Linked DNA regions of Homo sapiens: region 1 is linked to region 2. The links are chromatin contacts, found by Hi-C or POLR2A ChIA-PET in ENCODE. All regions are on one chromosome and are shown on one strand. Each heading gives the region's core, a stretch centred on a gene start or an enhancer-like site at or near the end of the contact. The rest is flanking DNA. Distances are from core to core; before and after follow the strand shown.

Region 1 (2,885 bases), core at 21-2,520, 210 kb after region 2:
GGAGCCATAGAGGGGTCACATAGAAGGATGGATACCTGCCTTGCCATTTTGATGGACGGGGTGCGGTTTGGGCACCAGATGGAGGTGTGGCTGCCTCATGCGACCCCTCTTACCCAGCCTCTGCCCAGCTGCCCCTCACTGGCTGCACCCTGGAGGTGGCCCTGTTCACTACAATAAGCAGAGCCCCTGGGTGGATCGGGGCGAATCACTCCCCTTAGGAAAGTCAGGGCTCACCAGTTATTATGTGGATTCATCAGCTAGCGAAAGAAAGGGGTTGCAGTTGAAGGAAGATGCTTAATGTCGCTCTGGTTTTAAGCCATTCACGATTGAGTCGAAGCCATCTGATGGGCTGGTTTGGTTTTTGTCTGGAGGCAAAGCAGAGGAATTAATCATTCACTACCACAAAGCGGGGAAAGTGTGCCACAGAAAAGTGGGTTTGATTAGGGAAAGGTAGATCAGGCGGGCTTGGAGGCCAAGTTGTGAGTTTTTGAGTAATCATTCTCCCTTTGTGGTCTCCCTCCCAGGTCTGACCTTGCTTTTAACTTAGAAGGCTATATTTTTGTATTCCTGAATGATATCTTCACAGCAGCAAATGGAGTTTATACCAAACAGAAAATGGACCCAAAGGTACCAGACCTTGCCTATGGCTTTTTGGCTCTGTCATCTGGCCCCTAGAATTATATGAAAAATGAAAATGAATGTGTACAGTTGGAATGTAATTTAATTTATATAATATGACCTGTAAATTCCTTATTTTCAATTATCTTGTCTGTATAAGTTATTATTTGCGAAATTTTGGGTGAAAATGAGATATGATGGGAAAAGCCACTAGTTTAGATGCACACTCAGAACATATAAAAAGGGATTATTCTGAAAGGCAAATTAATTTTTTTACCAGCATCATCAATCACCAAGGCAAGGTCAGGGGTCACGATATTTGTTCAGAGAGCGCTAGTTTGGAGTCTGGAGATGTGGGCTACAGACACAAGTTTTTCTACTTACTGACTGTTGTGACTTTGAACCTTAACTTCTCCAAACTTCAGTTTCCTTATCTGTGGAATGAAATGACTGCAATGGATAATTTGTAAGGTCTTGTCCAGCAATAGCTGCTGCTTCTGATGATGAGGGGTGGGGCAGAGGAGCTTTGCTTTTGTGTGGCTGCCTGTCACGTGGAGGCCCCATCCCTCCCCCTCCCCCATCCCTCCCCCACCCCCAGCTGTTACAAGGAAGCCCGGAGGATGAGTCAGGCATATGTTTCTTTGTTCCAAGCTCTTTGTGCTGGATGAGGGAGTTCACTCTGACCAACAGGCTTATTTCCATGAGCTATTTTTTTTAATCTGCTCTTTTTTTTTTTTTTTTATCTGCTCTGTTTTTTTTTTTTTTCCCCTGCATGGCCTTTTTTTTTTTTTTTTTTTTAACGGTAGAAGTTTTGCAAAAACAGGTTTGTTGTCTTTTGAGGATCACAATATGTCATCCTTTTTTGAAAATGGTGAAGTGGTGTGGCCACTTTAATGAAAGTAAATATATGATGCTGCTGTCCTTTAATGGAAAGAGCAGATGTTTTTAAAGAGTTTTGTTTATATTAACATTTTTAATGTTCTTTATTTTGTTCCAGATTTCCCATTTTGAATTACATGCTTTAAAAAAAACCCCACATAATTAGAATGCTGGAGATGAATGGAACCCTAGAGGCTTCCCACTGCCATGCGTTTTCTCTGTAGTTTTGGTGTAAAACAAATGTTTATTCCAAAATCTCAGTACCCTCAAACCAAAGCATTTTATGTCAGAAATTTGCTGAAAATATTCCAAAAGAGTTGCTCAGAATGCACATTCTAACTTCGCATGAATATGCAGTTGTATAAATGGCTCCAGGAAATCTGTGCCTCACGTTTCTGAAACTGAGTGGTTTTTACATTTTTGTTTTTGCAGGAGCTAGGGAAATACGGAGTACTTTTCTACAATGCCTGCTTCATGATTATCCCAACTCTTATTATTAGTGTCTCCACTGGAGACCTGCAACAGGTGAGCTGATGACAATCATTACAGTTTTCCTTAGCTGGCTTTAAAAAATTTAATATTTAACATTTGATATGCACTGAAACAAAAAGTGTAAAGTTAGCTAGGACTACCAGGAGGGTACATGATAACAAGATGTTTGATATCCCTAGTAACACCTTTTGGCACTACCCTTGCATTGGCATTTATCCTTAGCCACATATCAAGGAGAGCCAAGAACTCTGGACTTGGTACTTTTTGGAAAACAACAATACAAATCTGAGTTTGAATTCCATATCCCCCTTTGCTAATGTGGGGACCCTGGGAGAGCTACTTACCCTAGAAGGGGATTTTGATCATTTTAAAACATAGGTTTGTTTATTTATTTGTTACTTTCTATTACGGACATTTTGAAACATGCACAAAATAGAGTAATTCAATGAGTTGTCAGGGACCCACCACCTAGCTTCAACACTTTGGCATTTTGCCATCTTATTTTATCTGTCCTCATCCATCCCCAGCTTTTTGTTCCTCTGGAGTATTTTAAAACCTATCCCAGCCATCACGCCATTTTACCTCTAAATATTCCAGGATCCACATTTGAATTTTGGGAAGGTGTTGTTCTTTCAGCATTTGCCCTGAAACCGTATCTGCTGCTGGTGAGAGACAAATAAAATGGTAAATTAGTGGTAAGATCTGAGGCCCAGTGGAGCGGTGGAGGCCAAGTCTCTCAGGACGTGTGGACATTCTCCATAGTGACAGCTCCAGTGGCCACCCCGAAGGGTGCAAGCCCGGACTTCTTCAGGAAGTCGCGGGCCACACAGCCTCTGAGAACTTTGCTGATGTGTAAGTGACTGTGAGAAACGAGATGCGATGGGCAAAACCCTCCT
Region 2 (2,944 bases), core at 183-2,682:
TTGTTTTGTTAATTTTGTTGTAAAAATGTCATACACAAAATCCATATTTGCACTCTTGAGAAATTTAAAAAATCTTTTAAAAAGAAGTTTTTATATTTCTAGAAACAAGACGTGCACGTGTGTGTATATGCACAGATGTATGTTGTGTACGTATATGTTTTATGTTTACAGTACAATTTTAAAATTTTTTATTGGTACATAATTGTACATATTTATGGGTTACATGTGATAGTTTTATACATGTATATAATGTGTGACAGCCAAATTAGGGCAGTTGCAGTATCCATCGCCTCAAACATTTGTCATTTCTTTGTGTTGAGAGCATTTTAAATCTTCCTTTCTATTTTGAAATACACAGTAAGTTATTGTAAACTATAGTCACACTACTGTGCTATCTAACACTAGAACTTGTTCATTCTAACTGTACATTTGTACCAAAGAACCAACCTCTCTTCACTCCCCCTGACCACACACGCCCTTCCCAGCCTCTGATAACCCTTATTCTACTCTTGGCCTCCATAAGATCAACTTACTTAGCTCCTGCATATGAGTGAGAACATAATGGTATTTGTCTTTCAACTTTGGTTACATCTTCCTGCCACAGCAGTTAGATTTTCTGAAGATACATGGTATTCATCTCTTCTATGGGTTAAATGTACTTTTGAGGGCTAGCCTGGGAAATTAACCACCATTTCTAACATCTTTCTGTGTATAAAATAAATGCCAAGCATTTTGTGTAAAAAATAAATGACACAAGCAAACTTTTGGCACGTAGCTTGCAAATTTGCTTTCCTCTAATGTTTAATAGATTACTTTGGTAGAGCTAATTGTAACATGTAGGTTCCCTGTTCAAAATTTATCACTGTATATTATTATTTTTTATGTTTAAGCAGTTTTTATAGCTGTAAGAATGGCTTACCTTGTAAGCATTTATGTTGAAAATGATGATACTAATTAAATTTAAGAATATATTAACTCAGCAATCTGTGAGAAGAATTCTAAACTGCATTAAATTTGAGATTGCCTCTACAGTTATGATAAGAGCTCAGGGACTTTGTTATTTAATGATGATCTTTTGAATCTGTGGTCCCACTTTTTAAATGATTTAATTATCTTGGACTCAGAATAGCCAGTGCCTGCAGGAGGAAAGGATCAGTTGGGAAGTTAAGACAAGGGAACAGAGAACGAGGATCTAGACGCAGTGGGTAAGAATCCAGTTCAGCAAACAGCTGCCCAGATGGGACAGCAGAGGCTGGAGGACAGAATGAGGTCATAACACCCTTCCTGGGTGTCTGTGAAAGGCAGGGCAAACAGCACGAGGCAACCGTCAGTAGTAGCCAGGCCCCAGCTAGTGTGAGGCGAACTGGGCTGAGCAAAGGGACGGCACAGGCCCTCAGTGGGAAGCCAGTGCTTCCTTGGGAGCCGGCCCTGTGGGAGGCAGCTGTCTGCCCTGCTCACAGTGCATCACAGTTTGACTTCCCTTGCCACCCGAGGGCTTCTGACGGGCGTTTCCACTGCCCGTGGTGCTTGCTGGGTGCTGTTAACTTGGGGAAAAAGTGAAGAGAAATGGCTCTCTGATAGCTTAAGATCCTTGACTGCAGATCCGTTAAGCTTTCTGGAATTTTGGGTCCCATCCTTGTTCCGGTCATTGTTTTAGATAGGATGGGTTCCTGTCTATAAATACGGCCAGAGGAGCAGGCCCTCTTCCATCAATAATAGGCGGTGTGATCTTGGATGAGCAGTTGATGCCAAGGTCTGGAAAGTTGTAGCCTGCCAGTTTTATGAAACTCACAGAGCATTATAAATAGTTGTGGGTTTTTTTTCCTCTGTGGTTAAAATTTAGGAGATTTCATTTTTTAAAAAATCAAGATTTTTTTCTTGGTCTTTAAAAAATGTCCCTACCACTCAAATGTGTACTAATTCCCAGGGCCAATTCACTATTTTTATTAGCAGACTTGGTAGATACGTGTTTGCTACTCTGAACTTCCAGTTTCATTTTGTCGAAATTGAGGATCATTATATATATCATTATATATATGTAAAAGTAATTTTAAAAGTTAAAACTATTGAAATATAAGTTCATCTGAGGTTTTTTTTAACGAGTTTTTTTTCTTAACCAGTTTTGTGCAGGAGCTATGAAAGTGATTTTATTTACTTTTTTATTCTCTGTGTTCTTTCCTCTGCTCACCTTTTTTATTGAGCAGTTGAATGTGTAAGCCTATCTTCAACTTGCATTGATTTGTGAGCATTCTTTGTTAATCTGGAGAGAGTGATTTTTTTTTTTAATAATCAATCAAGTTCTTGGCGTAGGAAAGACTGTATCATCTGGCTGACATGAAAATAGTCACAAGAGTCTTTAAGTGCTGGAAACATTGTGACATCTCTCCAGGATTTCCTGGTTACTCAGGCTGCCACATTTGTTGCTGGAATTTCAATATCCTTTGTCACTCTCAGCTCTAGGGTGAAATGACTTGTGTAACGTTTGGGTTCTAAATTGTACAGAGGCTCTCTAAGTATATAAATAAAGCTTCAGAATCCTGTGCATAAGAGTAGAAATAGGAAGCACATGTCTAATTGGGTTTCCATGATTTGAGGCCCGGCTTGTCAGCATTGAAACATTGAAAGGAGAAGTAATGCAGCTGGGATCCTGTTGCTTCTGTTGCTTGTTCTTCCATCACTGCTAGTTCAATACCTCCGAGGTTTTGAAACGTATGTTAGTAATCGAGGGTCCAGCGTTCTCACAGGGACTCTGGCATGCAGATGGTGATTTTAGAAAGTGGGGGTGGTGGGAAGTCCTGGGAATGGTTGAGGTATTGTTCAGCAAAAAAAGAACTTTGTGCCATGACTTTGAAAACCACACCAGTCTCAAGCATTTTCAACCACAGTATTTGCGTGTGTTTGTGTGATATTTGCTCGTTCAGAGAGAGTCTTTATCCTAGAGAAA

Evidence for each region. Hi-C counts contacts between places; a loop is a spot of excess contacts on that map. ChIA-PET counts read pairs that join two places held with the same protein, here RNA polymerase II (POLR2A). Pooled maps may share reads with other maps.
Region 1: a loop to region 2 is called in a map with no recorded cell type, with 4 times the contacts of the local background. The contact joins two enhancer-like sites. A Hi-C loop is called at or near these places in 3 of 168 maps with a recorded cell type or tissue (IMR-90, endothelial cell of umbilical vein and heart left ventricle), 1 of 37 single-sample maps with no recorded cell type and 9 of 50 pooled maps. POLR2A ChIA-PET finds 5 or more read pairs at or near these places in 5 of 52 experiments (A549, AG04449, Panc1 and 2 more).

What each region holds. Positions count from the first base shown.
Region 1 is chr9:96,343,041-96,345,925 of GRCh38, reverse strand. It overlaps SLC35D2 (solute carrier family 35 member D2), which reads left to right. Exons shown (of 12, transcript NM_007001.3): 7 at 525-627; 8 at 1,930-2,022. It overlaps SLC35D2-HSD17B3 (SLC35D2-HSD17B3 readthrough), which reads left to right. Exons shown (of 26, transcript NR_182427.1): 7 at 525-627; 8 at 1,930-2,022. Among named protein-coding and RNA genes, the nearest start is that of SLC35D2, 39 kb to the left of the region's middle. RefSeq lists an enhancer at 2,400-2,885. Within about 2 kb of position 1,270, at least 11 of the 41 ENCODE cell types and tissues checked have a DNase peak (open chromatin) inside an H3K27ac peak, as active enhancers do.
Region 2 is chr9:96,555,684-96,558,627 of GRCh38, reverse strand. All of the region lies in intron 4 of CDC14B (cell division cycle 14B), which reads left to right. Among named protein-coding and RNA genes, the nearest start is that of CDC14B, 63 kb to the left of the region's middle. Within about 2 kb of position 1,432, at least 9 of the 41 ENCODE cell types and tissues checked have a DNase peak (open chromatin) inside an H3K27ac peak, as active enhancers do.